Regions from separate parts of the Homo sapiens genome. Here all the other regions are linked to region 1. A link is a contact called in ENCODE Hi-C or POLR2A ChIA-PET data. All regions are on one chromosome and are shown on one strand. The core of a region is the stretch at or near the end of the contact, and the rest is flanking DNA. Distances in the headings are between cores, read along the strand shown.

Region 1 (5,195 bases), core at 1,271-3,770:
ACCTGCTTCTTATAACTGGGCCCTGGCATCTGGTCACAACAAATAGAAACCAGAGAACAATCTACAAAAATGATTTAACGTTTATCTGTGTAGGCTGGCCACAAGTGGCTCACACCTGTAATACCAGCACTTTGGGAGGGCGAAGCGGGAAGATCAGTGGAGGCCAGGAGTTCAAGACCAGCCTGGCCAACACGGTGAAACCCCTTCTCTACTAAAAATACAAAAATTAGCCAGGTGTGGTGGGGCACGCCTGTCATCATCCCAGCTACTTGGGAGGCTGAGACAAGAGAATCACTTGAACCTGGGAGGCAGAGGCTGCAGTGAGCCGAGATTGTACCACTGCACTCCAGCCTGTGTGATAGTGAGCCTCCATCTAAACACACACACACACACACACACACACACACACACACACACAAAACCAAAAAAGAACCAGGAGAATCGCATGAACCCCGGAGGCGGAAGTTGTCGGCCCAGATCACGCCACTGCACTTCAGCAGTGACTGTCTCAAAAGAAAAAGAAAAAAAACAAAAGCCCCATCAATCTGTTAGTGTAGATTGATCAACACTATATGAGATTAAAGCAGAATCATTTGGTAATCCCATGAATGTACATTTATCAAATGTTTAAGTTTGACAAATTTAAACATCTATCCATTTTTATATATAGTATATACATAACTTAGTTTTATTTTACTTTTGATAGTCTCGCTCCGTTGCCCAGGCTGGAGTGCAGTGGTGCAATGTAGGTTTACTGCAACCTCGACCTCCCGGGCCCAAGTGATCCTCCCACCTCATCCTCCCAAGCGGTAGAGACTACAGACTCGCACCACCCCACCTGGCTAATTTTTGTGTTTTTTTGTAGGAACAGAGTTTCACCACGTTGGCCAGGCGCCAGCCTCGAACTCCTGGGCTCAAGCCTTCCCTACAGCCTCGGCCTCCCAAAGTGCTGGGATTACACGTATGAGCCACCAAGCCCAGCTATGTTTTTATCTTATTACAATAGAAATAGATGGGAATCTGCTTAAAGTAGAACCACCACCAAAAACATTCACACATAACAAAGTGTTGTGAACTTTCCCTTTAGAGTCTGGAAAAAGACAAAGATGACAGTATCACTGCTTCCATTCAATTTTTCACTAAGGGCCTTGCCAGGCAAGTGTAACAAGAAAAGTCAGGGGGAGGGAAAAGTATAAGGAGTGAAAAAAGAAAAAATTATTATTCTCAGTCCATATGATTATCTTCATAGAAGATCCAAAAGGATTTAGAAGTATACTGTTCAATATGGCAACCACTGGCCACATGTGGCTATTGAGCATTTGAAATGTGGCCAGTCTCAATTGAGATGTACTTAAGTATAAAATACACACTGGATTATTATATTTTTGAGACGAAAGTCTCTGCACCCAGGCTGGAGTGCAGTAGCACGATCTTCGCTCACTGCAACCTCTGCCTCCCGGGTTCAAGCGATTCTCCTGCTTCAGCCTCCAGAGTAGCTGGGACTACAGGCACATGCCACTGCGTCCCGCCAATTTTTGTATTTTTAGTAGAGAAAGGGTTTCACCATGTTGGCCAAGCTGGTCTTGAACTCCTGACCTCAGGTGATCCCCCCAACCTCAACCTCCCAAAGCGCTGGTATTACAACAGGCGTGACCCACCGCGCCCAGCCAGTTATTTCCTAAATTAAATTAGCACGAATTGTTGCTGGAAATTGAGGTGCAAGCCACATCATAAATAACGGATCAACGTGAGTCCAAGCTTCGGATTCACAAATTGTAGAAACTCCATGACCCTCTGTGGAGACTCACAGAGCTACAAACAAGTTAACTCTCCTTTCAGTTCTCTCAACAGTGAAAGCTATCCAGGACCCTTCCAGAGTGAAGCACAGTACAGGCCAACAAATAAATGTCTCCTAAAGCCCAGGAAAAGGGAAACACTCTCTCCCAAGGCTCAATACGGGGGGAGGTCAGTACTCAGAGAACCCACCCCTTAACCCCTTGCTAGGTCCTATGAGACGTAGCTATTATCATATGGTGAGAACTTTGCATCTCAATGGGTTTCTAACTTCCCCTTACATTGTGAACTACAGCAAGCATGCAAGACTATCAAAACAGACGTAACGCTGGCTGGCGCAGTGGCACACCTTTAATCCCAATGTGTCCAGAATTGGTGGGTTTTTGGTCTCACTAACTTCAAGAACGAAGCCGCAGACTCTCGTGGTGAATCTCAGGGTTCTTAAAGGCGGCGTATCCAGAGCTTGTTCCTTCTGACCTTCAGATGCATTCGGAGTTTCTTCCTTCTGGTGGGTTCGTGGTCTTGCTGGCTCAGGAATGAAACTACAGACCTTCACGGTGAGCATTACAACTCTTTAAAGCAGCACATCTGGAGTTGTTCCTTCTTCCCAGTTGGTTTCCGGCCTCACTGGCTTCAAGAGCGAAACTACACACTTTCAGGGTGAGTGTTACAGCTCATAGGCCAGACCCACGCACGGAGCAGTAGCAGCAGCAATAGCAAGTTACTGCAAACAGCAAAAGAAAAAAAGCCACCTCGGTATCAAAGAAAACACCCCACCTGCCTGCCGCAGCAGGAGCGGGCAGCCTGCTTTTATGCTCTTATCTGGCCCCACCCACATCCTGCTGATTGGTCCATTTTACAGAGAGCCGATTGGTCTGTTTTACAGAGAGCTGATTGGTCCGTTTTGACAGGGTGCTGATTGGTGTGTTTACAATCCCTGAGCTAGACACAAAAGTTTTCGTCCCCACTATATTAGCTAGATACAGAGTGTCCATTGGTGTATTTACAAACCCTGAGCTAGACACAGAGTGCTGATTGGTGCATTTACAAACCTTGAGCTAGATACAGAGTGCTGATTGGTGTATTTACAATCCCTTAGCTAGACATAAAGATTCTCCAAGTCCCCACCACACTCCGGAACCCAGCTGGCTTCGTCCAGTGGATCCTCCACTGGGGCCGCAGGTGGAGCTGCCTGCCAGTCCTGAGCCGTGTGCCGGCACTCCTCAGCCCTTGGGCGGTCCATGGGACTGGGCGCGGTGGAACAGGGGGCGGCACTTGTCCGTGGAGGCTCCGGCCGCGCAGAAGCCCATGGCGGGTGGGCAGGGTAGGCTCAGGCATTGCAGGCTGCAGGTCCCGAGCCCTGCCCTGCAGGGAGGCAGCTAAGGCCCGGCAAGAAATCCAGCACAGCGCCGGTGGGCCGGCACTGCTGGGGGACCTGGCGCATCCTCCGCAGCTGCTGGCCCAGGTGCTAAGCCCCTTACTGTCTGGGGTCGGCGGAGCCGGCCGGCCGGCCGCTCGGACTGCGGGCCGCCAAGGCCACGCCCACCCGGAACTCTAGCTGGCCCGCAAGCCCCGTGCGCAGCCCCGGTTCCTGCGGTGTCTCTCCCTCCACACCTCCCCGCAGGCTGAGGGAGCCGGCTCCGGCCTCGGCCATCCCAGGAAGGGGCTCCCACAGTGCAGCGGCGGGCTGAAGGGCTCCTCAAGCGCGGCCAGAGTGGGCGCTGAGGCCAAGGAGGCACCGAGAGCGAGCGAGGGCTACGAGGGCTGCCAGCGCGCTGTCACCTCTCACCAACACTTTCAGAGGCAGGGGTGGGAGAATCCCCTGAGCCCACGAATTCGAGACCAGCATGGGCAACATGTCTGTCAACATAGGGAGACCCCCATCTCTACAAAAAATTAAAAAATAAAATTAGCCCAATGTGGTGGCTTGCAGACTATAGTCCCAGATACTCGGGTGACTGAGGCAGGAGGTGCTTAATCCCAGCAGTTTGAGGCTGCAGTGAGCTATGATTGCAGCCCTGCACTCCAGCCTGGGTGACAGAACGTGTATCAAAACAAAAACAAATAGGAATGGCTACAGTAACCTTCCAGCAGTCAAGAAGATGACCTTCAGCCAGTACCCCTATAGCAACCTCTGCAAGGGCTTGGGGGCCTTGCTCTCAGAACAGGGCTTTCATCTTACGAACAAGTTCCTGACCTACTTCCCCGGGAGGAGCACTGAGGATGGCCGCAAGCGAGTATTTCTGCGAGATCGCCCCCCGCCCCCCCACTGACCCCTCGATGTTCCCCACGTGGCCCGTAAAGAGTGAGCAGCAGTGTGTGAAGTGGAGCACCAGCACGCCCCCACCCGACCCGCGCCCCGCCAGGGAGGCCTGGGCTACAGCCAGCTGGGTGACGACCACGTGAAGGAGACTGGCTTCCACTTCACCATCACGAACCAGGGCGCCTCGGTTGCGGGCCCGGCTTCAGCCTCAAGTTCTGGCAAGGTCAGAGCCGACTCCAAGTCATGGGGAGGATTCAGCCCGGACCACGGGGCAGCTGCTACGGCTGAGCTGCCTTGAGTCTCAGAACTCCTCATCTTTATTTTGTGTTCCACATTTTGTTTTTGTATTTTGGTTTGTAAATTTGTAGAATTAAATCACATTTTCCTTGTTGTGGGAAGGAAAAACCAAGCAAACAAACAAACAAAACCAGATGAATGTTTGCTCACCAATGAGCCACACCAAAAGAAGCCGGTACAAAAGGCCACATGTTGTATGCTTCCTTTTATATGAAATGTCTGGAATGGGCCTATCAGAGACAGAAAGTAGATTAGTAGTTGCCAGAGGCTGGGTGAATGAGCAGGTGGGAAGTAACTTCTAATGGGTACTGTTTCATTTTTCGGAGTGGCAAAAACATTCTAACTGGGCTCGGTGGCTCACCTGTAATCTCAGCACTTTGGGAGGCCAAGGCGGGGAGATCACTTGAGGTTAGGAGTTCAAGACCAGCCTGGCCAACATGGTGAATCCCTGTCTCTACTAAAAATACAAAAATTATCTGGGCATGGTGGCAGGCGCCTACAGTCCCAGCTACTTGGGAGGCTGAGGCGGGAGAATCTCTTGAACCTGGAAGACGGAGGTTGCAGTAAGCCGAGATTGCGCCACTGCACTCCAGCCTGGGGAGCAGAGCAAGACTCCGTCTCAAAAAAAAAGAAAAACAATAACAGACCCAAAACAAAAAATTCTAAAATTATATTGTGGGGATGATTCTACAACTGTGAATATACTAAAAACCATTGAATTGTATACTCTATTTATTTATTTTGAGACGGAGTCTCGCTCTGTCGCTCAGGCTGGAGTGCAGTCGCACAATCTCAGCTCACTGCAAGCTCCGCCTCCCGAGTTCACGCCATTCTCCTGCCT
Region 2 (5,195 bases), core at 1,953-4,452, 940 kb before region 1:
TCCAGCTACTCAGGAAGCTGAGGTGCGAGAACTGCTTGAACTTAGCAGGCGGAGATTGCAATGAGCAGAGATTATGCTGCTGCACTCCAGCCTAGGTGACAGAGCAAGAATCTGTCTTTAAAAAAAAAGAAAAGAAAATTTCTCACAAATTTACACAAAACTTATGAACTTCTCAAAAAAGGTCAAACTGAATTGCAAACTTTGTATTCTCACAAACATCTATTATTACAGGAAGTTATTTGATTTTTGTCCTCTGAGTATAAATTACATTTGAAAATAACTAACTATAAGTCACCTCAAAAAGCAAACTACGTTAGCTGAAAATCTGACATATAATAGGTGACACATAACTATATTATTTTAAATCCACAAAACAAATGAGTATAAAGACTTTGGCCGGGTACGGTGGCTCATGCCTGTAATCCCAGCACTTTGGGAGGCTGAGGCGGGTGGATCACGAGGTCAGGAGATAGACACCATCCTGGCTAACATGATGACACTTCGTCTCTACTAAAAATACAAAAAAATTAGCTGGATGTGGTGGCATGTGCCTGTAATCCCAGCTACTCAGGAGGCTGAGGCAGGAGAATTGCTTGAACCTGGGAGGTGGAGGTTTCAGTGAGCCGAGATCGTGCCACCACACTCCAGCCTGGGTGACAGAGTGAGACTCCATTTCAAAAAAAAAAAAAAAAAAGAAAGAAAAAGACTTCATGGGCTGGGTGAGGTGGCTCACACCTGTAATCTCAACACTTTGGGAGGGCGACGCAGGAGGTTTGCTTGAACCCAGGAGTTTGAGGCTGCAGTGAGTATAATTGCCCCAGTGCATTCATTCTGGCCTAAGTGACAGAGAAAGACCTTGTCACTAAAAATAAATAAAAAACAGACTTCATGTTTCTTGGATTTATTTCTATATCGTAATAAGGAATGATTTAAAGGCAGAAATGTATTCGATTTTGTTTTCTGAATATTATATAAGTTTTTCTAGTAGCATAAATCTAACTGAGATGAGAGGTGCTGCTGATGCTGCTGATTTTTATCTTAAAATTACAAGTAGGCCGGGCACGGTGGCTCACACCTGTAATCCCAGCACTTTGGGAGACCAAGGCGGATGGATTACAAGGTCAGGAGTTCAAGACCAACCTGACCAACATGGTAAAACCCTCTCTCTACTAAAAATACAAAAAATTAGCTGGGTGTAGTGGCAGGCGCCTGTGATCCCAGCTACTCAGGAGGCTGAGGCAGGAGAATCGCTTGAATCCTGGAGGTAGAGGTTGCACTGAGCCGAGATCGTGCCACTGCACTCCAGCCTGGGTGATAGAGCAAGACTCTGTCTCAAACAAACAAACAAACAAACAAAAAACAAGTACCTTCTATTTTACACCCCAATTTTAATTCTCTTTAAAGAGACATGTGATGTTAAGATTTACATACATTACTTTTTCATGTATTTCGTGTTAATCCATACTATAAACACCAATATGGTGTAGCTGAGAAAAATCTATAAAATATATTTTGCTCATTTCAATAAATGGGCCATATTCTACTTTATTATTTTGAATTTTAAGAAACTACTGATAACTGAATTTCATGCTACCTACGATCAATTTCGAGAAGACACTGAAAGTCCTATTGTATGCATTTTTTTTTCAAAATTATCCGGTTGCTTTCCTATCTCAAACCTCGTTTCACAAAACTGGGCTGCCTTGACTGTGTATGATTAATGGTAATAATTTATCTTCTAATTCAAAGGTGGTTCCGTTTAAAATGGGATGTTACTTATAATACAGGTAAGAATTTTAACTCATACTACTTATGAAGAAACAAAAGCTCTGGTAGGTTCCATGACTTGCCCAAGGTCAGTAACTAGCAACTGGCATAGTCTAGGTTCAACCCAAGATTTATCTGCCTGAAAGTCAATACTTCCACTTGACCGCAATTATCTCCTTAAAAGATTAAGACACAGGCTCAACAGCAGAACATTCATTCTCTCTCTGAAAATTCACATATCTGTTCTGAGACATCACTACACAGCACCTAGTATTCAGTCACTGATTGAAACAAAAATGAAGAGGATCTTTCTACTTCATTTAAATTAGGACAGGTTTACTGGCAGGTAAGAAAGAGGCTGCAAAAGCCTTGCCTCAACATGTCTTGCCTAGACCTGTGATACATCTATATGGTTTCCCCAGTCCATTCTTTTTAAATAAACACGTACATCTACTACACAAGACTACACCTGGACTAGCCTATTGTTAAATGCTTTTCAGAATTCCACTTTTCTAAGGTAATTTATACCGGAATTAATATCGAGCTGGGAGACTTGGTTGAATATGTCATTCAGGCACTTTCCAAACATCTTAAGTGTCATTTAGGGGCAACAAACCCAGTTCCACTCTCTTTTACATTGTGATGCCTGCCCACTTGGGGGACATTGCTCCTGTAGGACGTGGGGGCGAGGAAACAGTAAAGGAAGAAGTGGGGGAAGCGTACGGAAGTTGGGTAGAGGAAAGTCTCATTACCCACTCTTGTGCCCTAAGCTCCGCCAAGGGCGGCTCCCCGCGGTACCCAGTCGACTCAGAACCCCCACAACCTTCGAAGTCCAGCTCTGTCCCAGCGGGGTGGGTAGGGAAAGAGGGCAATGGAAGCACGGGATAGCCCCAGTCACCCTGACGAGATCTGTGCCCTCCTTTTGGCTCCCGGGGGATGCTCCCCCTTTCAGAGTAAGCCCTCCAGGTGGCAAACTCCCGGTCCACACCGGCTAGAGTCAGTTTCTCGGAAGGGGCGCCTCCTCCGCCTACCTCTACCCCGCTAACCGAAACTCTCCACCCGCTGTGTCCCTCAGCCCCTCCATTCCGCCCCCGCAACCCTCCACAGACACAAACGCCAGCCTGCGCCCCACCCGGGATCACGGCGTCCCCCACCCACGCCCAGGAAAGGGCCCCCCACCAACCCCCTCAGACACACACACACCCCCTCAGACTTCAGCCTACAGAACCCCGACGAAGCCGGGCAGATACCTGGTCCAGCAGTGCTGCAAGGCGCAAATGAGGCGGGCGCGGTCCCCTCCCCGAGGCGCCAAGTGCTTCTCTACCCACCCGCAGCGGTGGTTTCTCTCTTTCCCAGGAGCGGGAGGGAGGGGAGAAGGCGGACGGGAGGGGGAAGGCGAGGAGCCGAGGGGCGGCTGGAGCCGAACCGGAACCACTAGCGCGGCCCCGCCCTCGTCCCGGAGTCGCAGAGTACCCTGGCGGGCCTAATAGGACAAACTTTGGGCAGGCAGCGTTAAACTGACACCATCACTTCCGGGTTATCCCCACGGCTGCCCCCTCCTTAGCAACCGCGTGGGGTTGCTAAGCGGAAGTGCCTTCAAAGCAACCCACCCCCATTTCTTCTGGGACTACCAGAAGATATATCGGGAGCACTGAGCTCTGCTTTGGCAACACGCTCTTACCTTCTGCTCAAGATCTTAGACCAAGTACACGCTTCGCTGCCAGAGGCACGAAACCCATCCCGCTTTTCCCTTCAACTGTACTCCTCCACCAAGCCCCCGTCTCTATATACTCCTGCTCCCTCCCACCCTTAATCCCGTGGCTGACCCAGTGGCTGTTCCTAAGGCTCCAGGCTCCTCTCTCAGGTCCCTCGAGGGAATTATTTTCTGACGGTTTAGCAAGCATCTCCCTCTTGTGGATTTTTAATTGTGTTTCAACCAGATTTTTAAAATTTCTTTCAATGTTGTGAAAGGTTTTTCATGCACTTAGTTCTCCTGTGACAGCCCATGAAGCCGAATGGTTAGAAAAATGTTGTCTTCACCTACATTTTGTAAGAGCTGCACATGTTTGTGTAAGGTCTGGAATTAACCTAGCCAAATGGAATAGGCAAAAAAGATTCAATGTAACTCGACAGTTATTTTAATCCTTAAAACAGAGAGCAGGGCACATGTTCTCAGGACCTCTTGAGACTGCGCCTCGGGGGCGGGGTGGTGGTGGAAAAAAGACAGAAAACAAAGAAAAAGGCTAAAGGGAGCCCATAATCAAATTTGGGAAGGAAGAAGACTGTCTAATCCTCCACTCAAAACTCAAAATATGCCGGGTGCGGTGGCTCACACCTGTAATCCCAACACTTTGGGAAGCCGAGACTGGCGGATCACGAGGTCAGGAGATGGAGACCATCCTGGCCAACATGGTGAAACTCCGTCTCTACTAAAAATACAAAAATTGGCCGGGCGCGGTGGCTCGCGCCTGTAGTCCTCCTGTAAGCACTTTGGGAGGCCGAGGCGGGCAGATCACGAGGTCAGGAGATGGAGACCATCCTGGCCAACATGGTGAAACCCCGTCTCTACTAAAATACAAAAAATTGGCTGGGGGTGGTGGCACGTGCCTGTAGTCCCAGTTACACGGGAGGCTGAAGCAGGGGAATTGCTTGAACCCGGGAGGCGGAGATTGCAGTGAGCCGAGATCGTGCCATTGCACTCCAATGGCACTCCAGCCTGATGACAGAGCGAGACTCCGTCTCAAAAATAATAATAAATAAATAAACAAACAAACAAAAATTAGCTGGGCGTGGTGGCGTGTGCCTGTAGTCCCAGCTACTCGGGAGACTGAGGCAGGAGAATCGCGGGAACCCGGGAGGCGGAGGTTGCAGTGAGCCGAGACCGCGCCACTGCCCTGCAGCATGGAGACAGAGCTAGACTCCGTCTAAAAAAAAAAAAAAAAACCTTCAAAATAAACTTTCATACCGACACTATGGATAAGAAAAGAGACCTCATTTATTGTGTCTGGGTGATTTGGGGTTTGAAAATATTGGGAAAATGAATGGTTGGGGTAAAAGTTAACAAAGTAATACTCGAAAAAAACAACTCGTATCTGGAGGCTGGGTGCGGTGGCTCACGCCTGTAATCTCAGCACTTTGGGAAGCCGAGGCCTGAGGATCACCTGAGGTAAGGAGTTCGAGACCAGCCTGGCCAAACTGGTGAAACCCTGTCTCTATTAAAAATAGAAAAATTAGCTGGGCGTGGTGGTGGGCACCTGTGATCCCACCTACTCGGGAGGCTGAGGCATGAGAATCATTTGAACCCAGAAGGCAGACGTTGCAGTGAGCCGAGATTGCGCCATTGCACTCCAGCCTGGGCAACAGAGCGAGACTCCGTTTCAGAAAAAAGAAAAAAAAAAAAAAAAGGAAAAGAACCCATATCGTTATGG
Region 3 (5,195 bases), core at 1,937-4,436, 910 kb before region 1:
GAGAATCACTGGAACCTGGGAGGTGGAGGTTGCAGTGAGCCCAGATCATGCCATTGCACTCCAGCCTGGGTGATGGAGCAAGAATGTCTAAAAAAAAAAAAAAAAGAAAAGAAAAGAAAAAAGAGATCTTTAAGTCTTGCTAAATGGGTGTGCTTGCATTGCTCAGGCAGAAATGTAATTTAACAAATGACAGTAATAATAAATTGCATTATAATTACATCATAATTAACATATGACTTATGAGAAAAGAATGCCTTTTTCTTTTTTTGAGACAGGGTCTCACTCTGTCACGCAGGCTAGAGTGCAGTGGTGTGATCACAGTTTACTGCAGCCTCGCCTCCTGAGCTCAGGTGATCCTCTTCCAAGTAGCTGGGAACACAGGAGCTTGCCACCACACCTAGCTAATTTTTAGGTTTTTTTTGTAGAGACAGGGTCTCCTGATATTGCCCAGACTGGTCTCGAATTTCCGAGTTCAACCAATCCTCCCACCTCAGCCTCCCAAAATGCTGAGATTACCGGTGTGGGCTACGGTACCCAGCCACCTATGTTATTCTGGAGGACGTACTTATCATAACATGTATGACATACTAAATTATATTATATGAAAAAACTTAAGTCATAGTCTCTGCCTTCAAGCACTTAATGTTTTAGTTATGGAGACTGTTATGGTTAATTTTAGGTGTCAACTTGACCAGATTAAGAAATACCTAGAGGGCTTGTAATCCCAGCACTTTGGGAGGCCGAGGCGGGAGGATCACCTAAAGTCGGGAGTTTGAGACCAGCCTGACCAACATGGAGAAACCCCATCTCTACTACAAATACAAAATTAGCCGCGCATGGTGGCACATGCCTGTAATCCCAGCTACTCGGGAAGCTAAGGCAGGAAAATCGCTTGAACCCGGGAGGCGGAGGTTGTGGTGAGCCAAGATTGCACTATTGCACTCCAGCCTGGGCAACAAGAGGAAACTCCATCTCAAAAAAAGAAAAAGAAAAAAAAAAGAAAAAGAAAAAGAAATACCTAGATAACTTGTAAAGCATTGCTTCTGGGTGCCTTTGAGGGTATTTCCAAAGGAGACTGGCATGTGAGTCAGTGGACTGAGTGGGGCAGATCTGCTCTCAATGTGAGCGGGCACCATCCAATTAACCAAGGACCCAGAACAAAAAAGGTGAGAAAAAATATTTCTTCCTTCTGGAGCTGAGACACTCTTCTCAGACTTCTGCTCCCAGACATCAGAACTCCAGGCCCTCCACCTTGAGACTTGAAGATTTCACAACTTGGACTGAGCCAGCTACCAGCATTCCAGGGTCTCCTGCTTGCAGATGGCCTGTCATGGGTCTTTTCAGTCTCCATAATTTCCTGAGCCAATTCCCTAATAAATCTCCTCATAGATCTGTATCTATATCTATCTGTTATCTATCCTATTGGTTCTGTCTCTGGAGAACCCTAACACAGGGACTGAATAAATAAACAGGTAAATGACTTTGATACCTTACAATTATTATTAAATGTAGTGGAGTTTTACAAAGAAACAAAACTTGTACCCACAATTAATAAACATTCACAGAGTATTTTGACTTTTTCTTAAAAAAAAAAACCCTGGAAAATCATCTGCTTTCCAAATTAATGATATCTACGACAATCTAAATGGAATGTAAATCAATACACTTATGAGGTTTTGTTTTGTTTTTGTAAAAAGGCCTTGCTCTGTCGCCCAGGCTGGAGTGCAGTAGTGCAATCAGGGCTCACTTCAAGCTTGACCTTCCAGGCCCAAGTGATCCTCCCACCTCAGCCTTTCAAGTAGCTGAGACTACAGGCATGTGCCACCATGCCAGGCTAATTTTTTTCATTTTTGTAGAGATGAGGATTCTCCTTATGCTGCCCAGACTGGTCCGGAACTCCTGGGCTCAAGTGATCCTCTTGCCTCTGATTCCCAAAGTGCTGGCATTACAGGCATGAGCCACCACGCCCAGTGTGTGTGTGTGTGTGTGTGTGTGTGTTTGTGTGTGTGTCTCCGTGTGCGCTCGGGTGATCCTCCCGCCTCGGCCTCCCAAAGCGCTGGGATTACAGGCATGAGACACTGCGCCCGGCCAATACACTCATGATTTTAATTATAATATTTATGCCAATGAAAACACTAGCAAAAAGGTAAAACAGCTGCCAATTTAATGTGACCACTTAGTCTAAACAGGCTAGTAGAAATGAAGAACTTTTAACCTGCAAATGCAACAAAAAGCCAGAAATGAATGGGAAGACATTATGATCTCCAGAAAAGTTTGGCTAAATTTTCCCCAGCCCATTGTCTTAGCGGGGTAGGGAATTGCAGACAGCCCTTAAATACTGTCATTTTTGGTTGAGAACTCATGTGGAAAGTCCTCAAAGCCAAATTCCAACTCCTGTTTTACTGTTTTTTACCCTCGAGCTTGCTGAGTTGTCTTGGCTCTCCTGGAAAATACATGGCTCAAAAAATAAAATAGAAGTTTTAGCGGTGTGAATCTAGTAGTCGACTACAGGGGGTATTAAAAATAAACACTCCATCCCGGTTAACACGTGAAACCGCGTCGCTACTAAAAATACAAAAAAAATTAGCCGGGCGTGGTGGCGGGTGCCTGTAGTCCCAGCTACTTGGGAGGCTGAGGCAGGAGAATGGCATGAACCCGGGAGGCGGAGCTTGCAGTGAGCCGAGATCATGCCACTGCACTCAAGCCTGGGCGACAGTGCGAGACTCCGTCTCAAAATAAATAAATAAATTAATTAATTAATTAAAAAATTAAAACCACCACCAGAGCAAAAACTTACAGCGCTTACAATACCTTCCACGTGCTGTTTTATTTTACATAAAACCATGACGATTAAAAAGCTGGCCTCTCAGCTTTCCGGGTATTGGTTTGTTTTCCCCCTAAACTGTCGTTTTTATAGGCACTTGCACTGTCTTCTTAGCAGAATTGCCAATGGCCTTCCTCGAGTCCTACGTTTAGCGATTGGCAAGAATCATGCACTGACAGAGCTCGACTCCGGAGGGCACAAGGAAGTAGACAACAAAGCAGGAAGAAGCAGGAGGCGCACAGATGGGCGGGATCTGCACTGGAGGCGGTGCGACCTTGCGGGGCGGTGCAAGCTGGCGGAACCCGCGTGAGAGAGGTTGGTGTTGCGAAGGGAACTAGTCCGGTGCAGGACGTGGGGCTTTTGCAGCTCAGCTGGTTCCGGCTGGGGAAGATGGCGGTGGCTGGGGCGGTGTCCGGGGAGCCGCTGGTGCACTGGTGCACCCAGCAGTTGCGGAAGACTTTCGGCCTGGATGTCAGCGAGGAGATCATTCAGTGAGAACAGTTCGGGTCCAAGCGGGGAAGGAGCTCTGGGATGTGCACTGCCTGAGCGAACCGGGAAGCGGGGAGGACTGAAAAGTTAAGAGAGAAATGTGATAAAGGGGCTGCAGTCTGTAGTCTGTAGGCGTCGAATTTTGGCCTCCACCTTTGTAGTTTAGTTTCTGGAATAGGGTGTCCGGCTCCACAGTCTGCCGGTCGGGCTTTTTTCCTGGGAAGACGCCCAATCTGTAATAATTAGAAATGCAAGGCTGTCCCAGGAGCCAGTTTCCTTTCTAGAGAGAAGGGGCAGGTCAAACTGTATTTCCTAACTTTGAACCCCTTACTCTTTTATTTATTTATTATTATTGTTGTTATTATTGAGACGGAGTCTCTGTCGCCCAGGCTGGCGTGCGGTGGCGCGATCTTGGCTCACTGCAACCTCCGCCTTCCGGGTTCAGGTGATTCACCTGCCTGAGCCTCCCAAGTAGCTGGGATTACAGGCACGCACCACCACACCCGGCTAATTTTTAAAAATTTTTAGTAGAGTCAGTGTTTCACCATGTTGGCCAGGCTAGTCTCCAGCTCCTGATCTCAAGTGATCCGCCCGCCTCGACCTCCCAAAGTGCTGGGATTACAGGCATGAGCCACCGCACCCAGATATACTCTGAACATTTTAGTCGGCCCAATCTGAGTTGTGTCAGTAGAGCCAACAGGGTCAGCTGTGTCAATAGGACCTAGAATTTAAGTGGAAGCAGCGTGGTAGAGTACAAATAGCTTCTGACTCTGGAGTCTCAGGTTCTATATTCTGTTGTCGTTTACCTGTTTTAGAACCCAGGACAACTTAATTTTTCTCTCTGTACCCTGGTTTCTTCATTTATAAGATTAATCATTAGTAGAGCTTATCATGCTTTATGACTCCTATGAAATGGAGATGGTGTACATGACTTAATATCTACTTTCAACTGATTGAAGAACATTTGTTGCGCTGCTGTTACACGCCAGGTGCTGGGGTAACAAAGACAAGACAGTTGGGTTCCCCTTCGTTGATGAGTGCTGAGGTTGGGGAAATGAAGGGGCTTGTTGGAGCACAAAATAAAGGATTCTCATTAAGATTTGAAAAACTCGGAAGGTTTATTGGAAAGGATAACTTTCACCCGAGAACTAAGGAATAGACAGAGGTGGCGGTCCAAAGTGTTCAGGCAGGGGAGAAAACTACAAAAATGGGACTTGATCGAAGAACTGAAAGTGTTCCTTCATTTGATTCCTTGGTCACTGATGTTGAAACCTAAATTGCTGTTCTAGGGCTTTTGTAGGAAGTAAGATGAGTTTCTGAGTTTCGGAGAAAATAGACTTTTGGCAAGGAGACAGTTCAAGTAGGTTATTTTAATGGATTTTTTTGAGGCCCTAGGAGATGGCTCAAGCCCTTATTCCCAGCACTTTGGGAGGTAGAGGTGGGAGGATTGCTTGAGACTGGGAGTTGGAGACCACCCTGGGCAACATAGTGAGACCCTGTCTCTACAGAAATAAAAAAAGTAAACAACAAGATAAAGGATTTTTTTTAACACTAGAATAGACAACAAAACAAAACAGCGAAATCTTATGGTTTGGCTTTACCCTTGCTTGAACGCAGTCAGATTAAGTATTTAGTAGTTTTCAAACATTTTTTAAAGCAGTGGAATGCTATCAAATGAAATAATGAAACTTTGCAATATATAAAACAGAAAAGTGTTTTTTACGAATATAAGTTCAAAATTTTCACTTTTTTTTTTTTTTTTTTTTGAGACAGATTCTGTTGCCCAGGCTGGAGTGCAGTGGTGCGATCTCAGCTCGCTGCAACCTCCGCCTCCCACGTTCAAGCGATTCTCTTTCCTCAGCCCGAGCAGCTGGGATTACAG
Region 4 (5,195 bases), core at 929-3,428, 840 kb before region 1:
CTGCATTGGACAGCACAGATATAGAACATTTCCATCGCTGCAAAAAGTTCTGTTGGATAGTGCTTGTCTGGAGCAGGGGTTGGCAAACTTTCTGTAAAGGGTCAGATAGCAAATATTTTAGGCTTTACACAGGCCATGCAGTCCTTGTTTCAACTGTTCAACTCTGCTGTTGTAGTAAAAATGCATCTATAGATGATAATGTAAATGAATGAGCTTGGCTAGAGCCAATAAAACTATTTTTTTGTTTGTATTTTAAGACAGTTTCATTCTTGTTGCCCAGGCTGGAGTGCAGTGGCAAGATTTCGGCTCATTGCAACCTCCGCCTCCCGGGTTCAAGCGATTCTCCTGCCTCAGCCTCTCAAGTAGCTGGGATTACAAGCATGTACCACCACGCCCGGCTACTTTTGTATTTTTACGGGGTTTCTCCATGTTGGTCAGCCTGGTCTCGAATTCCCGACCTCACGTGATCCGCCCGCCTCAGCCTCCCAAAGTGCTGAGATTACAGGCGTGAGCCACCGCACCTGGCCTGAAATTTGAATTTCATATCATTTTCACATCATGAAATAGTATTTTGATTATTTAACTGTTTAAAAATGTAAAAATCATTCTAGCTCATGGGACATGTTAAAACAGGTGGTGAGCCTGATTTGACCTGTGAGATGCAGTTTGCCAACCCTTGGTCTAGAGGAACAGTAAATCAAAACTTAAGGTTTGTTTACTATGTGGGACATCTGATCACTTGAAAATTTTTAGTGGTTCTTCGAGGCTTGAGAACTTTCTCTGGCTGAAACTTGGAGTTCACTGCAGGAATGTTTACCTTCCTTTGTTCCCTATTTTTGCAGTCTAGTTCTCTCCAATGGCAGAGTCATGCTCCTTCAGTGGGAGATGACTACTGGAATGTTTAATCCTTAATTAAATCATGCCTAAGTCTAAAACACTAAACCCTTCTCTGTCTCCACCTGCTAAGTAGCTGAATCCTCACTTGTAACTTTGTCTAGTATACATTGGAAGTTCGCTGTCACCTGGGATCAGTTCTGCCCCTGTACTGTCTAACAACATGACTATTGGTGGACCAAAGAGAGATTATTTTTCCTAGACCAGAAAGGTTTACTTTTATCTTTAGCTATCAACCCCTCCCCCCACCTTTTTATGACCTCACTTTATCTCCAAGTCACATGCTATCTTGAGTGGCACTGTTGAAGGATGCCCCAGGATAAGGGAAAAAAGGTAAGATAAATGCAAAGCAAAATAAAATGGTCAAGGACACAGGAAGGACATAATAGGGGCTAGGATGTGGGAGGCCTTGAGAATTAAGGTAAATTTGTTTGCTATGGAATGAGATGGAAGTCTTAGGAGGTCGTCATGAATAGATGTTTCACAAGTGAAAGCTGGGTGGGAGGGCTCACTTAAACATGGACTGAATGCCTACTGTGCACTAGATAGTATGCTGGGCAATCAGAGATGAATAGCAGATAAGGAAAAATAAAAGCTACAATCCTTAGAATGGTGGGTTGGAGAAGGACAGAATAAGGTTTTTAGATAATAAAAGGCAACAAGATTTAGTGATAGAGGATGGTGAGGGGAAAAGGGATATATAGAGGGATTAGAAATGGGTGCTTTGGGGAGAAAAGCAAGTGGTAATCCTAAAAGAGAAAGCTGGAGAACAAAGGATAAAAAATTAGGAGGTTGGTACTTTGCTGAACTAAGGGGTAAAATGGATGAAACCATCAGGAGCTGTGATTGCTCTTCTGTTCTTTGTGGATGCCCATGTTCAGATCCCCTACGGCCCTTTCCTCTCTGTGGTTGAAGGACAACTACAGAAGAGGTGTCTTCTGTGTTATAAGGTGCAATACTCCCCCCAGAGACCTCTCTATGAGGAAGTCTGATCCAGCGAGAGTTCTACTGCCCACGAGGGGACAGCGTTAGGTTCGAGCTCTCTAATCCAGGTTTCTTTGAGTTTATCTTGGTTCTAACCGGCACGCCGGGTTTTCCAGCATTCCCTGAGCTAAGACTCCCTAATCTGGGCTCCGGGTGAGCGCGCATTCCGAGACCCAGGATTTCGCTCCTTCATCCAGGTTCCGGGTTTCCCCTGCGCTCACCGGCTCCAGACTCCACACAAGCGCGGAATCCGGATCCGAGGGCCTGGCAGTCCAGTGTCCGCGTCTTCCGGGTGACTCTGGTTGTCCCGGATCGCGGCGGCGGCGGCGGTGGCGGCGGCTGAGGGACCCGCGGCCCCGGACACAGCGGCACCGGCCGGGCGGGGCGGAGAGGCGCGGGGAGGGGGCAGAGAGCCAGAGCCGGAGCCGGAGCCGGAGCCGGGGTGGGGTGGGGGGGAGGGGCCGCGGGAACGGATGGCGGCCTGGGCCCCGTAGCAGCGGCGGCTCTACGGCCCGGGGCCCCGGGCGGGCGGAGGTGGCGGCTCCCGGGACCGGCCGCGCGGTGAGTCCGGAGCTTTGTGTGGAGCCGGGACTGGGGGAGGAAAGAGGCGGCGGCACCGATGGGGCGCGGGGCTGAGGGGATCTGATGGGGGCCGGGGGCGGCGGCGCTGCCTGACGGAGGAAGTGGGGGTTGGGGGGGCTGGGGCGGAGCGAGGGGAAGGTGTGTAGGGGGGGTCGTTGCGTGGGTGGGGGAGGGGGCGTCGAGGGGCGCGGGGTGAAGTTCAAAGCGTGGCCACGGCCGGTTCAGGCTGAGGGTAGGGGTGCCCGGGAGGGGATTAGGGTCTGGCTAGGTTATGGGAGCAGGCCAGAGAGTTTCTGAGGCGAGTCTGGGTATGTTGAGGGCGCTCGGGGCGACTGGGGCCAGTCAGGGAGTTGGCGGGGGAGGGGGGGCGGGGGCGGTGGTGGTTGTTCAGAGCATAGGGTCGGAAGCAGGACGTGTGCGTGACCTAGGAGTGGGGAGCAAGGTGGCTGGGATCCTGCAGTAAGTAGGTTGTGGGTGTGTGCCCCTAACAGTCTTCAGGTCACATTTACTCCTGTCCTTTTCTTCAAGATGGAGGGATCCCTGGGCCTGGACCTCAACTGCTATCCTTGTACCCCCGGGAGGGTTTGTGACCCTATCCTGTTTGGAAAACCCATGCTGCCCTCTTTTCCCTTTATGTGTAATTACGGTTGGATCATCTCTGTGCTTTGCTCAGATTCTCCTTCCTCCCTCTGGGGTTGAGGAGGAGGAGACACATCTGACCAATTAATGTGTGTTTGTGAAACAGGCAGCAGCAAACAGTCATTTCAGCTTCGAGGAATTAGGCTCACACAGGGTGGAGAGATCAGAGCCCTTCAGGGGGAATATTTCTGAACAAATCACGGATGATTAAATTCTCTAAGAAACAGCTCCCTACCTAAATGAGAGTGAGAAAGATAGGGAAGAAAGCCTGTCTGTTTCCAGCCATGTGTCCAGAGCCTAAGGGGTTGAGGAGAGTCCCCAAGCCCCTACAGGCCTCCCTTTTCTGTATTAGGCTTTGCTCTGCAGCCTTGAGTTAATTTCACCCCTGCTGCTTTGTCTTGGGGGAGGGAGTGCTGGTTTAGGCTGTTGTGAGGAGATGACTGTTCTGCTGCCACACACAATAGTCGTGTCATTTTATCGGGAGCGCTACCCCAGGGCTGAGAACTGCTGCAGCAGAGATAAACCGGTCCCTCTCACCCGCCTATTGTGTACACAGTGAAGGTCATAGGTTCAAGTCTTGTCTGAGAGCTTTGGATATGCTCCATCTCCCAGGCTCCTCAGTGCCATTTTCTTCCTTTTCCAGACTGGGGCTTGCCATTGGAGGAGGCCAGAGAGAAAGGCTCTTCTTTTTGAGTGAGGAACAATGCAGAGCTCATTGGCACACATTTTTCAGAAGAATAAGGGATGCCAGCCATGTTGTGCCTGCCTCTTTGGCTAGCCTGTACTAAGTTGTGAAGGAATAGTGTCTGGTAGACTCAACTACGATGTTTGTTTCAGACCCTTAAGGAAGAAGACTTCAAGGGAAGGTTCTACTCTTAGTTGAATCATCATATTTAATTCTTTTATATGAATGGAACACTCATGCAGTGATTTTTGTTTGTTTCCGAATACCACTAAAAACCTGTGCAGTGTTAAGATGGGGAGTCAAGCCCAGGTGTGGTGGCTCATGCTTGTAATCTTGGCACTTTGGGAGAATGAAGCCAGAGGATGGCTGGAGCCCAGGAGTTTAAGACCAGCCTGGGCAACAAAGCAAGACCCTGTTTCTTTAAAAATAAAAAATAAAAAAGTCAAGAACCAAGTACCTTTTTAATGGTGGCTTCCTGGTCAATAATAATAGCACAACAAAAAAGCCACAGAATTTGCCTATCTGGGCAAGGGCTGTGGGAACAAACCTTTCAATATTTATTTTAACTCTAATGAAAGGACATGAGTTGCTCATTGTGCAAAAGTCTATATCTGCCTCTGTATTAAGAAATTTGCCAAAGAAATAAACATTTTTGAAAAAATGTATGGGTCTTAGGGATTATTAGTGAGAGAAGGATGAGAACAAACTAGAAGGAATCCTATTGTACATATCTGATAGAAGTGCTCAAATAATATTTATGTACTATTAGTTGTGTAAAAAATTATTTGGGACCAGGCATGGTGCTCACACCTGTAATCCCAGCACTTTGGGAGGCTGAGGCAGGAGGATCACTTGAGCCTAGGAGTTTGAGAGTGGCCTGGGCAACATAGTGAGAACTCATCTCTACAAAAATTTAAAAAAATACAGCTAGCTGGGCATAGTGGCACATGCCAGTGGTCCCAGCTACTCAGGAGGCTGAGGTGGGAAGATCGCTTGAGTTCAGGAGTTCGAGACCAGCTTGGGCAACATGGCAAAACCCCATCTCAACAAAAAATATAAAAAATGTTAGCTGGGTGTAGTGGCATACGCCTGTGGTCCCAGCTTCTTGGGAGGCTGAGGTAGAAAGATCTCGTTGAGCCCAGGAGGTTGAGGCTGCAGTGAGCTGTGATTGCACCGCTGTACTCCAGCCTGGGTGATAGAGCAGGACCTTGTCTTTAAAAAAAAAAAAAAAAAATTTGGGGCCTGGAAAAGAGGTTTCCATTTAGGACATTAAATACAACTTTTCTTTAAAAAGAGATTAGAAGTAAAACTCATTGTGAGTGGGGAATTGTATATAATGTGCTGTGTACACAATAGCCAATCATTTCCCATAGGATAGTGTTGAATAAGAACTTTAGCCTTTGGTTTTGGT
Region 5 (5,195 bases), core at 777-3,276, 600 kb before region 1:
GGGGAGCTTTAAAACTATATGCTAATAATCAGGACACTCTAGGCCAATGAGACCAATCTTTGAAGGTAAGGCCCAAGTGACTGATTTCTCAAATGTGAAGCCAGGGTAAGAAACACTGAAATACAAGAAAAGCTGAAAACCCAGTTGGAATATTTAAGGCTGGTGCTGTTAACAAGTGGGAAAGGAAAGTTGAGAGACTATTTCAGTAAGAAGAGTGCCCAAGTTTGAGAGGAATCCTGAGTGGCAGTTAGAGGGCTCTATGCAAAGAAAAGCAATAAAGAAGGCAATGCATTTGAGAGGAACTAGTCTAATTCTGAATAGAACATGGCCCAATTTAAGGAAGATTTACAGGGAATGGATCTGCTTGCAAAATAATGAGGCCCAAGTGAGAGGCAGAGGCCATAAGGCCAAATCTGGGGACAAAAGGTCTGGTGTGGGGAACTAATGAGCTTCAGACACGGTTTGGACAGGACAGCAACAAGTTTGGGGAAAAAATGAGGAAGAGAATTAGGTCCAAATTGTAAATGAAAGCCATTCTGATGTATAAGGAGCAACTAGGATTAAAAATTCCGGGGAATTAGGAAATTGTGGAACAGTTTCAGAGAACAGAGGCAGAAATATGGGATATATTAAAATTTGAGGGAGAGATAGGTGAGAAGGGTTGTCTTGGAGAAAGAGAGGCATGTAGAGAAAGGAAAATTGAGGAACTATCTGCAGGGGGAAGGATATACCATGCAAGTTTGGAAAACCAGGGTGCTCGGTCTGAGAAAGATGTGCAGCCTTTCTCTAATTAATGGGGGAAGACTAGGGTCGGGTTTTGAGGGAGGAAATTGCAAAGATCTAGTGTCCAGAATATAGAGCTTGGTTTGAAGGCACTGGAGGTACAGGGGGAAGGTTCACTGGAAGCGAGATGGCTGGGTCCTGTGATCTAATGATCCAAAGACGGGATTCAGTTAAGAGGGGAAGGAGAAGGATGAGTTCCAGCTGAGAAAAGATGTTTAGAGGGTAAGAATGTTTCCAAGAGTGTTGGGGGTATACCATTGGGGCAACAGGATGGAGCACAAGAATCAAACCTGGTGTTTGATAAATAAAAGGAATGGCGCTGGGAGACTGGGAAAATGGGGCCTAACTGGGAGAGGGGTGTGGAGAGGGGAAGGTGGGGGAAAGATGAAGCTGAAGTATGGGACCAGGAGGAAGAGGCTGGACATCTGTGTAAGGACTGCTAGGCCTGAAGAGAATGGGGGGAGGGTGATGAGTGGGGGTAAACTGAGAACTGAAGGATGGAGGTTGACTTTGCGGGGGGCAGTGATATGAGAAGAGTCTGGGTGGGGGGTGCAGTTTTCATCAGGGAGGGAATTCAAAGGGAAGGGTGAAGTGACTTATAAGGGGAGTAAGAAAGATTTGAGGAAGACAGGAAACAATTTGGGGAATCTGGATGCCGGGGAAAGCCCAGTTTGGGGAATGGGGCACAATTCGGTGGGGCTGAAAGAAAAAAGGGGACTTGCTTGGAAGGTTGGGTTCCGGCTTTTGGGGGCTTTAGGGGAGGAGAAGGCCCGGATGAGGGGGATGGGCCCGGCTGAAGAGGGGGCTAAAGGACAGAAGAAGGCCCAGTTGCAGGGCTGAGGACCGGACTAGGGTGGCTGAAGTGGTGAACGGACCTGGCTGGGGGCGGATGGCCCCGCTGCGGGGGGCGGGGGCCGGCTAGGGGTACGTGAGAGGCCCTCTGGAGCAGATGAGGGAGGATGGGGGCGGGGAGCCTGGGCCGGGCCGTTACCTGTCCTGGGTGTTTATCATCCTCGGCGGCTCTGCTCAGGGTGGGAGGAGGCGGCGCAGGGAGTGGATAGATGGATGAGTGGGTGGGTGTGGGGTCACGCGCGCGGGGTCGATCTCTGCGGGCTAAGTCCCTGTCAGGCCGCGGGCCGAGCGCCTCCTTTTGCCTCAGCGAGCGCCTGCCTCCAACTGACCCTCCCCGGCCGCCACCGCCGCCGCCGCCGCCGCCGCCCCGCCCCCGAGTGCCTCATCTGCATAGCCCCACCCCAGCGCCGCGCGGTGTCCTGGGAAACTGGGGCCCACAACAAAGGGCAAAGCACCGCCCCGCCTCCGCGCAGGCGCACCACGGACCGATCGTGGGGGTAGGGCTAGGGGGTCCGAACGAAGGGCAGGCTGTGCAGGAGGCCATGACCAAGGCGGTGGGTCTGCCCGCAGCTGCGGCAGCGCGGCCCAGAAGATGCGTTGTGTTTCCGGTAGTTTTCTGTGAGGATTGACTCAACCTGGTCCTCATCCCTATTCCTTGTTGGCGTGGGGCCGAACAGGGCTGTGCCATTTGGGAGGATATTAAAACAAAATCAGAAATCTTAAGAGAACTACACACATATTAGCACCATTCCTAGTCTGAGTCCAGGCCCACAGATCTGTTATCTCAGCTCATAATGCAGATCAATAACCTCAGCTGTCAGGGTAGATCAACAATCTCAGCATCTCGCACACATCTCATGTCAATCGTCAAGGCTGCTCCAAGCACTGGCTTAGGTCATCTGAAGCCAGAACTCTGTAGATCATGAGCACAGTCACAACAAGACAGTCGTGGAAAGCGTCGTCACTAACTTGTTCACGGTCACTTCAGATCACAATCAGTGCAAGTTACTTCAATCGATCATGCAAGGTTACTAGTTCAGTCACCTCCATTCATTATCCCTACTGGTCCTTATGACAGATTAGTGCCTGAAGGCCACAGTCACCGGTGCGCAGACCCCTCAGATCACAGTCCTTGTAGGTTACAATCACAGACACTTCAACACAATCATCAAAAGCCCCGACTCTGTTCACAGTCAACCCAGATTGCAATCAAGAGAGGTCACATTATCTCAGATCACAGTGGGTCACTCTGTCACCTCAGATTACATCCATTCAGTTATTCAACAAATAATTATTTTATTTATTTACTTATTTTTGAGATGGAGTCTCTCTCTGTGGCCCAGGCTGGAGTGCAGTGGCACAATCTCAGCTCACTGCAACCTCCACCTCCCGGGTTCAAGCGATTCTCCTGCCTCAGCCTCCTGAGTAGCTGGGATTACAGACATGTACCACCATGCCCGGCTAATTTTTGTATTTTTAGTAGAGACGAGGTTTCACCATGTTGCCCAAGCTGGTCTTGAACTCCTGACTTCAGGTGATCCACCTGCCTCGGCCTCCAAAAGTACTGGGATTACAGGCATGAGCCACCGCACCCGGCCAACAAATAATTATTGAATAGCTACTTACTGTATGCTCCAGGCATGTGCTAGAGTCCAAGAATACGCCATAATCAACCAGGCAAGGTTCCTGCCTTGGATGTCACAATCCGGTCAAGGGGAGAGACACAGGTCATCACAATACCAGGTAAGTAAGTGCTCAATCTGAGGAATGCCACAGAGAAAGTAATTTAGGGAATTAGGGACAGCTTTGCAGAAAGAGTGATAACTCAGAGAAAGGGTGACACTCCAGATCGGCGGTCACTATGACTTTCAGTTCACAAACATCTCACATTGGAGTCATCTCAGGATATGGTTACTCTCCTTCACAAACAGCATGCTTTTGGGTTTTGGATGATGGGGATGGAGGCACAGAAGGAAGGCTGGAGCTACCAAGCTAAGGCTTTTTCAACACAAATTAAAGTGGTAAATGATACCGAAACTGCCCGGATTATCACTAGATATTCAGGCAAGGCTGGTCTCATACTCTGGTTCACTTTAAGATCCTCCACTTTGTCCCTCAGCTATCCCTACCTACTCCTCCAGGTTCAAGTCAGGTATGTTCTTACATTAGTACTTAGCAAAATTGGACATTTAAACCCAGCCCTGATCTACCCCATCGCATAGTCCCAGAGACCTGGGCAATCCTCCTGGACCCTCAGAGGGAGCTGGAATGTCTCACTTCTGCCAGCCCATTCCTGGCCAAGTAACCCTTTAACCTGAAGGACAGTTTTTGACCCATGAATCAACAAATATTGAGAACTCACTATGTCAATAATAGCGACCATTTATTGAGCATCATGGGTAAAGTACTAAATTTTAGAACAGCTCTCCACCCTCGTTTTAAGGATGAAGAGAATTAAACCTCAGAGAGATTTATTCTGTCATCCAATATTTATTGAGGGTCTGTCTATACCAGACATGTTAACATGCTAGCTTTAATTCAAAGCGATTAAGTGGTATAGTTAGAATTTGGATCCCAAGTTGCCTGATCCTGTGCTTTCTCTGGATCTGCATGGTGGAAGAGTCAGAAGCTCTCTGGACAGCTTTCTGTTTAAAGGAGTGGCCACCCTGATAGCCACCTGGTCAGCAAGTGAAAAATTCACAAAAACTGAGGTCTTCAAATCTAAATTAATTAACATGAAATAAAGTTAAAAGTTCAATTCCTCAGTCCCACTAGCCACATTTCTTTTTCTTTTGTTTGAAACCGAGTCTCATTCTGTCACCTAAGCTGGAGTGCAGTGGGATGATCTCAGCTCACTGCAACCTCTGCCTCCCAGGTTCAAGCAATTCTTCTGTCTCAGCCTCCCGAGTAGCTGGGATTACAGGCGCCCACCACCACACCCGGCTAATTTTTATAGTTTAAGTAGAGACGGGGTTTCACCATGTTGGCCAGGCCAGTCTCGAACTCCTGACCTCAAGTGATCCACCTGCCTCGGCCTCCCAAAGTGCTGGGAATTACAGGCATGAGCCACCGCGCCCGGCCCACTAGCCACATTTCATATGCTTAATAGCCATATGTGGCTAGCAGCCACAGTATTACACAGTATACATATGGAACATGTCTATCATCACAGAAACTTCTACAACAGCACTATATCCCATCACCCCTCTATCCCTGTCTACCCCAGTCACCACCACAGGTTCAAGTCCCTTCTCATCCATTGCCCTCACACTGGCAATCTATCAGACTCTGCTTCCTGCTCCTAACCATACCCTCCCACTGTGCCTTCTGCAACGTGTGATCAGCAAACTCTTCCACATCCTCAGCCTTTTCTCAGCATCCTTGCTTTATCTGAAACTTGGCTATCCACTAACCGCTGCTTCTCCAGCAGCTCTATTAGGTGAATTCTGTTTCTCATTCTCACGTGCCTCAGTGTCAGAAGTGGGTAAGTGTATTCCTCTCCATCCCAATGCCATTTCTAGACCAGTGTTTATCTTCCCCTCCCTCCCACAAAATCCCTG
Region 6 (5,195 bases), core at 1,439-3,938, 520 kb after region 1:
ACTCCCGACCTCAGGTGATCCGCCCACCTTAGCCTCCCAAAGTGCTGGGATTATAGGCGTGAGCCACTGGGCCAGGCCCTGTGTCTTCTTTAATGCCACCAACAAATATCTTTTTCACAGTTAAGTGGGCACTGGGTCTTTGAGAATCTTCTCTTGAGACAGCTCTCTGTTTCCACAGCTCTTTCATCCACCTTGCGTGGCCTTGCATTCACGGCTGCATCCACTGCCTCCACAGGGGCATATGTGACAAACCCTAAGCCCCTGGAGCGCTTGGTGCTTGGATCTCTCATTACCACACAGTCTGTGAGCGTTCCCCATTGCTCAAAATGGCTCCTCAGGCTCTCATTCCAAGCTCAACCCTCCAGTGAAGAGCTTCCTCTGCTGTTCTGGTTCTTTAGGAAACTCCGCCTTAGACATGATGGCAGGGGGAAGAGAGACTTTAACGATGCTCCCTCCGTGGGGTTCATGAGCCTAATAAATAGGTATTTTCTACTTTGTATTTTTTTTTTTCTTAAATAAGTAAAATGGTGACCAGGCACGGTGGCTCATGCCTGTAATCCCAGCATTTTGGGAGGCTGAGGAGTGTGGATCACCTGAGGTCGGGAGTTCGAGGCCAGCCTGACCAAAGTGGAGGAACCCCATCTCTACTAAAAATACAAAAGTAGCCAGGCGTGGTGGTGCATGACTACTCCCAGCTACTCCAGAGGCTGAGGCAGGAGAATCGCTTGAACCCAGGAGGTGGAGGTTGCTGTGAGCCAAGATCGCGCCATTGCACCCAGCCTGGGCAACAAGAGCAAAACTCTGTCTCAAAAAAAAAAAAAAAGAAGTAAAATGTTTTTTTCACCTTGTATGTGTGATAATTTAAATTTCTCAAATATTTGTAGATGTTTTCCATTTAATTCTATTGTATGTGATTTCTTCTTTCTTCTGGTTTTCATTTATATAGTAGCATTTCTTTGAGTGCTTAATGTTTGTTACTGTGAGCTGCTCAATTTTCTTAGAAAATAATTTGTGAGTTATTGAGGTACCTTCCTCCAGAGAAGATTTGTATTTGTTTCTTCCACGCACCTGGGGCCTGCCTACTCAACTTAGAGTAATAGCTTGAGGCTTTTATGAACCTGTTTTGGCTGTAGATCATCACAAGTCAGTCTTTCAGTGACAGTATTTTTTAGTACTTAGTTCTACTTAGTTCCACAGGAACTTTTTGTGCAGTACCCTGAGGATGAATGGATATGCTGGTTTTCATCTCCACCTAAAGGGTCCAAGCTTTATTGGGAGAATGGTCTCCAATGGGATTCTCCAAGCCCTCGGCTTTACCTTGTCTCTGGAACCATTGTGAAGCCCAAGCTGCAGTTCACCAGGTTGAGCAAATGCCCTTAGGGCAAAGTGATCTCAGGGCCATAGCATCAAACAACCCCAAGAGCATCATTTAGGTGAATAGAATCCAAATGGTGCCTCCTGGTGTTGTACACCTGGACAGTGTTGTCCACTTACCTGTCTGGATTCCTTCTTCACTTCTCTTTGACCTAATAATTTCTTTCTTTCTTGCCCATGCTCAATGCTTCTAAGAGGTTTAAGATTTTTTTTAATTCAGCCTTTTTAATTGTTTCCAGTGGGAGGTGCAGTGTGAATTCCTAGCCTGCCATATACCTGGAAACAGAGCTCTCAAAACTCAACTTGATATACCCTACGATTTATAAAAATATCTGATAGCCCAATTTGTTCAATTCATAATTACCTTTTTTTTTCTGGCACCAAAGCTTTAATTAGGAATAGTTTGATGGAATCAGAAAGAATCCATAATCCGTGGTACTTAACTCTTCCCTCAATGAATATTGCTAACAAATGTATGGATTTACATTGAAATACCAAAGTAGCTCAAAGATCTCATAGTGACCACAATTTTTAAAATAGTGACCACATTTTAAAATGTTTCTCAGAAAATGAGTATGTTAAACCAAAATCATGTGTGTCACTTGCATGGAAAGTGCTGTGTCTCCATAGTTACACTAAAACATAACAAGTACAAAGGGGAAATGTCTCTTGGTGGTTGATAAGCTAAACGGAAGTGAGTCTTGTTCTACTATAATACTAGAAATGTTTTTAAACTTTCGCTCAAGGATGGAGGGTTTCATATCCTTCTGTATTACCCCTTGCTAAAACATAAGTAAGCATAGTTATGGAAAAAACACATGGGCAGTCATTGCTAAGACTCAGTGTATTGATGTCGTGTAGAAAAACATGATACAGAGATCTGTTTTTGTGGTTTATTTAATTGTCTTTGTTGTTTATAGTATTTGCTCTGAAGTATAACTCTATAAAATTTTAACAAAGACAAAGACAATCTGTCTTAGCCCAATATTAGCCCTATTCCCCACTTGGGAAAAAGTATTTTATAACACATATCAAATCAGCCTTGGAGACCATAGCATCCAATTATGCCTAGAGTGTACTAGATATTCGATAAGTGTTTGTTGAGTCAATTACTTAATGGACAATATATAATGGGTTGTTGTAAATAAAGCAGAGCAGTGACTAAAATGTTGACTTGGTCATATTGTGGGAGCATTAAAGAAGGAAAACGCCTGGGATTCAATGCCCATTCTAGGGCTGTCTGGTGCTATGGCTCTGGGTAATCCATAACCACCCGGGGCCCCAGTTTCTTCATTACTTGCCCTGTTCTTTGGTCAGACTGCACAGTCACTCCCTGTACATGCAGCATAATTTCCCAGTTCAGGGTCCTTGTCCTTATGGTTATCTAAAATGCCCTTGCCCCATCCGCTGTATGACTAAACCTATCTAGTCATGATATCCTACTTCTTTTAATCCTTCTAGTATAAATACTCTCCCACCAAGCTTCCTTGACACCACCCTGACTAGAAGCTAACTTTTCCTCTGAGCTTTTTGAATAGCATCTTTTTTCTTTTAACTCAAATGGTGTCATTTTTAATACTTTATAGCTTATATTATGATCTTTTATGTAGATATCCATACTATACTGCTTCTTTGCTAGACTGAATGTTCATAAGGGTAGAACCCATGCTTGCTATATTTTTGTAGTTCTCCATAACACCTAGCAAAATACATTAAAGATTATATGTGCTCAGTAAATATCTGTTGAATCTGAATATAGAGCATAATAATGCTTTTAATGCTTTCCTTTCTCTCTTTTCTTTCTTTCTCTTTCTTTTCTTTAATCTTTCTTTTATTTTCTCTTTCTTTCTCTTCCTTTCTTTTCCTTTCCTTTTCTTTCCTTTCCTTTCTTTTCTTTTCTTTCTTTTTGATAGGCTCTCATTCTGTCGCCCAGGCTGGGGTGCAGTGGCGCGATCTTGGCTCACTGCAACCTCCACCTCCTGGGTTCAAGTGATTCTCCTGCCTCAGCCTCCCCAGTAGCTGGGATTACAGGTGCCTGCCACAACACCCAGCTGTTTTTTGTATTTTTAGTAGAGACAGGGTTTCACCATGTTGGCAGGCTGGTCTCAAACTTCTAGTCTCAAGTGATCTGCTTGCCTTGGCCTCCCAAAGTGCTGGGATTACAGGCATGAGTCACTGCACCCCGTCCAATAATAATGCTTTTGTTTTCTTTTCTTTCTTTTTTTTTTTTTTTTTTGAGGCAGAGTTTTGCTCTGTCCCCCAGCTGGAGTGCGGTGGTGGGATCTCGGCTCACTGCAACCTCTGCCTCCCGGGTTCAAGTGATTCCCCTGCCTCAGCCTCCTGGGTAGCTGGGACTACAGGCATGCGCCACATGCCCGGCTAATTTTTTCTTCTTATTTTAGTAGAGACGGGGTTTCACCACGTTGGCCAGAATGGCCTCTATCTCCTGACCTCCTCGTGATCCACCTGCCTCAGCCTCCCAAAGTGCTGGGATTACAGGCATGAGCCACTGCACCTGGCCCCAGTAATGCTTTTCTTGCTGATGATAGAGGGCTGCATCAAATTATAGCTTGAGGCCATTTATACCTTGTAGACCAATGATTGTGGAGCATTAATGGGGAATGCTGGATATAAATAAGGAAAATTGCATAAGCTATTTATCCATTAGTGGGAGAAGAAAAGAAAATACTTGGGTGGATCAGATCCCATTTCAAAGCAGAGATGAAAGTGAAATTGAAGCAAGAGTAGAAAGCAACAAGAGCAGCATAGGTTGGTTATTCTATTTTGGTCATTTAAGAAAGTTCTTTTCTCAACTGCCTGTTTTTAGACTATGCATACCTGTGTATAGCTAACATAGTATGTACATAGTTTTGACAGATTCCCTGAGGACTTGAGCCAGAAGATGAATTGCATCTTTAGAATATGGTCAATAATTTCACAGACATAGTGTTGAGTGAAAGAAAACAAATACAATACATGCTGTCTGATTCTATTAATATGAAGTTCAAAAACAGGCAAAACTAAATTGTGGTGATAAAAGTCAAAACAGTGGTTATCCCTAGAGGGTGCTGACTAGTATAGGGCACAGAGATTCTTCAGAGGTGCTAGTAACAATCTATATGTTGAACTGAGTGGTGTTACATGATACATACACATGTAAAAATATTTTGAGTTGTCCACTTAGAAGTTATGCACTTTGGCCAGGCTCGGTGGCTCGCGCCTGTAATCCCAGCACTTTGGGAGGCCGAGGCAGGCGCATCACCTGAGGTCAGGAGTTCGAGACTAGCCTGGCCAACATGGTGAAACCCCATCTCTACTAAAAATACAAAAATCACCCGGGCGTGGGGGTGGGCGCCTATAATCCCAGTTACTCAGGAGGCTGAGGCAGGAGAATTGTTTGAACCTGGGAGGCAGAGGTTGCAGTGAGCTTCCGAGATTGTGCCAATGCACTCCAACCTGGGCAACAAGAGCAAGACTCCATCTTAAAATAAAATAAAAAAAAAAGGCCAGGCACGGTGGCTCATGCCTATAATCCCAGCACTTTGGGAGGCCGAGGAGGGCAGATTACATGAGGTCAGGAGTTTGAGACCAGCCTGGCCAACATGGTGAAACACAGTCTCTACTAAAAATACAAAAATTAGCCAGGCGTGGTGGCAGGCGCCTGTAATCCCAGCTACTCGGGAGGCTGAGGCAGGAGAATTTCTTGAGCCTGGGAGGCGGAGGTTGCAGTGAGCCGAGACTGTGTCACTGCACTCCAGCCTGGCTAACAGAGCGAGACTCTGTCTAAAAAAAAAAAAAAAAAAAAGTTGTGCACTTTACTG

The links. A loop is a pair of places that touch in the nucleus more often than their neighbours do. ChIA-PET counts read pairs that join two places held with the same protein, here RNA polymerase II (POLR2A). Pooled maps may share reads with other maps.
Region 2: a pooled map shows a loop between it and region 1 (4-fold over the local background). The contact joins the promoter of CSNK1G1 here to the enhancer-like site in region 1. A Hi-C loop is called at or near these places in 3 of 50 pooled maps. POLR2A ChIA-PET finds 5 or more read pairs at or near these places in 2 of 52 experiments (HepG2 and activated CD4-positive, alpha-beta memory T cell).
Region 3: a map of naive thymus-derived CD4-positive, alpha-beta T cell shows a loop between it and region 1 (6-fold over the local background). The contact joins the promoter of TRIP4 here to the enhancer-like site in region 1. A Hi-C loop is called at or near these places in 1 of 168 maps with a recorded cell type or tissue (naive thymus-derived CD4-positive, alpha-beta T cell), 1 of 37 single-sample maps with no recorded cell type and 9 of 50 pooled maps. POLR2A ChIA-PET finds 5 or more read pairs at or near these places in 3 of 52 experiments (CD4-positive, alpha-beta T cell, PC-9 and activated CD4-positive, alpha-beta memory T cell).
Region 4: a loop to region 1 is called in a pooled map, with 6 times the contacts of the local background. The contact joins the promoter of ZNF609 here to the enhancer-like site in region 1. A Hi-C loop is called at or near these places in 8 of 50 pooled maps. POLR2A ChIA-PET finds 5 or more read pairs at or near these places in 3 of 52 experiments (activated B cell, activated CD4-positive, alpha-beta T cell and activated T-cell).
Region 5: a map of CD8-positive, alpha-beta T cell shows a loop between it and region 1 (8-fold over the local background). The contact joins the promoter of OAZ2 here to the enhancer-like site in region 1. A Hi-C loop is called at or near these places in 4 of 168 maps with a recorded cell type or tissue (CD14-positive monocyte, CD8-positive, alpha-beta T cell and naive thymus-derived CD4-positive, alpha-beta T cell), 1 of 37 single-sample maps with no recorded cell type and 11 of 50 pooled maps. POLR2A ChIA-PET finds 5 or more read pairs at or near these places in 2 of 52 experiments (Panc1 and activated T-cell).
Region 6: a loop to region 1 is called in a pooled map, with 6 times the contacts of the local background. The contact joins two enhancer-like sites. A Hi-C loop is called at or near these places in 1 of 37 single-sample maps with no recorded cell type and 6 of 50 pooled maps. POLR2A ChIA-PET finds 5 or more read pairs at or near these places in 3 of 52 experiments (HEK293, T-cell and activated B cell).

What each region holds. Positions count from the first base shown.
Region 1 is chr15:65,298,056-65,303,250 of GRCh38, forward strand. No RefSeq gene overlaps it. Among named protein-coding and RNA genes, the nearest start is that of RNU5B-1, 4.0 kb to the right of the region's middle. RefSeq lists an enhancer at 3,136-3,651. Within about 2 kb of position 2,521, at least 3 of the 41 ENCODE cell types and tissues checked have a DNase peak (open chromatin) inside an H3K27ac peak, as active enhancers do; they include CD4-positive, alpha-beta T cell and CD8-positive, alpha-beta T cell, where a contact is called at or near this core.
Region 2 is chr15:64,352,971-64,358,165 of GRCh38, forward strand. CSNK1G1 (casein kinase 1 gamma 1) reads right to left here and starts at 3,203. Exons shown (of 12, transcript NM_022048.5): 1 at 3,018-3,203. RefSeq lists silencers at 2,469-2,528, 2,919-2,978, 3,089-3,138.
Region 3 is chr15:64,384,650-64,389,844 of GRCh38, forward strand. TRIP4 (thyroid hormone receptor interactor 4) reads left to right here and starts at 3,187. Exons shown (of 13, transcript NM_016213.5): 1 at 3,187-3,315. The coding sequence starts at 3,215. It also overlaps a transcript of PCLAF not described here. RefSeq lists enhancers at 2,902-3,402, 2,984-3,473, 3,403-3,903.
Region 4 is chr15:64,458,400-64,463,594 of GRCh38, forward strand. ZNF609 (zinc finger protein 609) reads left to right here and starts at 2,179. Exons shown (of 10, transcript NM_015042.2): 1 at 2,179-2,439. LOC105370861 (a long non-coding RNA gene) reads right to left here and starts at 2,188. Exons shown (of 3, transcript XR_932367.3): 1 at 2,100-2,188. RefSeq lists an enhancer at 1,701-1,770 and silencers at 2,231-2,350, 2,411-2,510.
Region 5 is chr15:64,701,255-64,706,449 of GRCh38, forward strand. OAZ2 (ornithine decarboxylase antizyme 2) reads right to left here and starts at 2,027. Exons shown (of 5, transcript NM_002537.3): 1 at 1,775-2,027. The coding sequence starts at 1,794. It overlaps LOC124903507 (a long non-coding RNA gene), which reads left to right and starts at 3,289. Exons shown (of 3, transcript XR_007064679.1): 1 at 3,289-3,378. RefSeq lists silencers at 1,613-1,832, 1,843-2,162.
Region 6 is chr15:65,817,088-65,822,282 of GRCh38, forward strand. All of the region lies in intron 1 of LOC105370866 (a long non-coding RNA gene), which reads left to right. It also overlaps the pseudogene HNRNPA1P44. Among named protein-coding and RNA genes, the nearest start is that of DENND4A, 27 kb to the left of the region's middle. RefSeq lists an enhancer at 4,224-4,343. Within about 2 kb of position 2,689, at least 6 of the 41 ENCODE cell types and tissues checked have a DNase peak (open chromatin) inside an H3K27ac peak, as active enhancers do.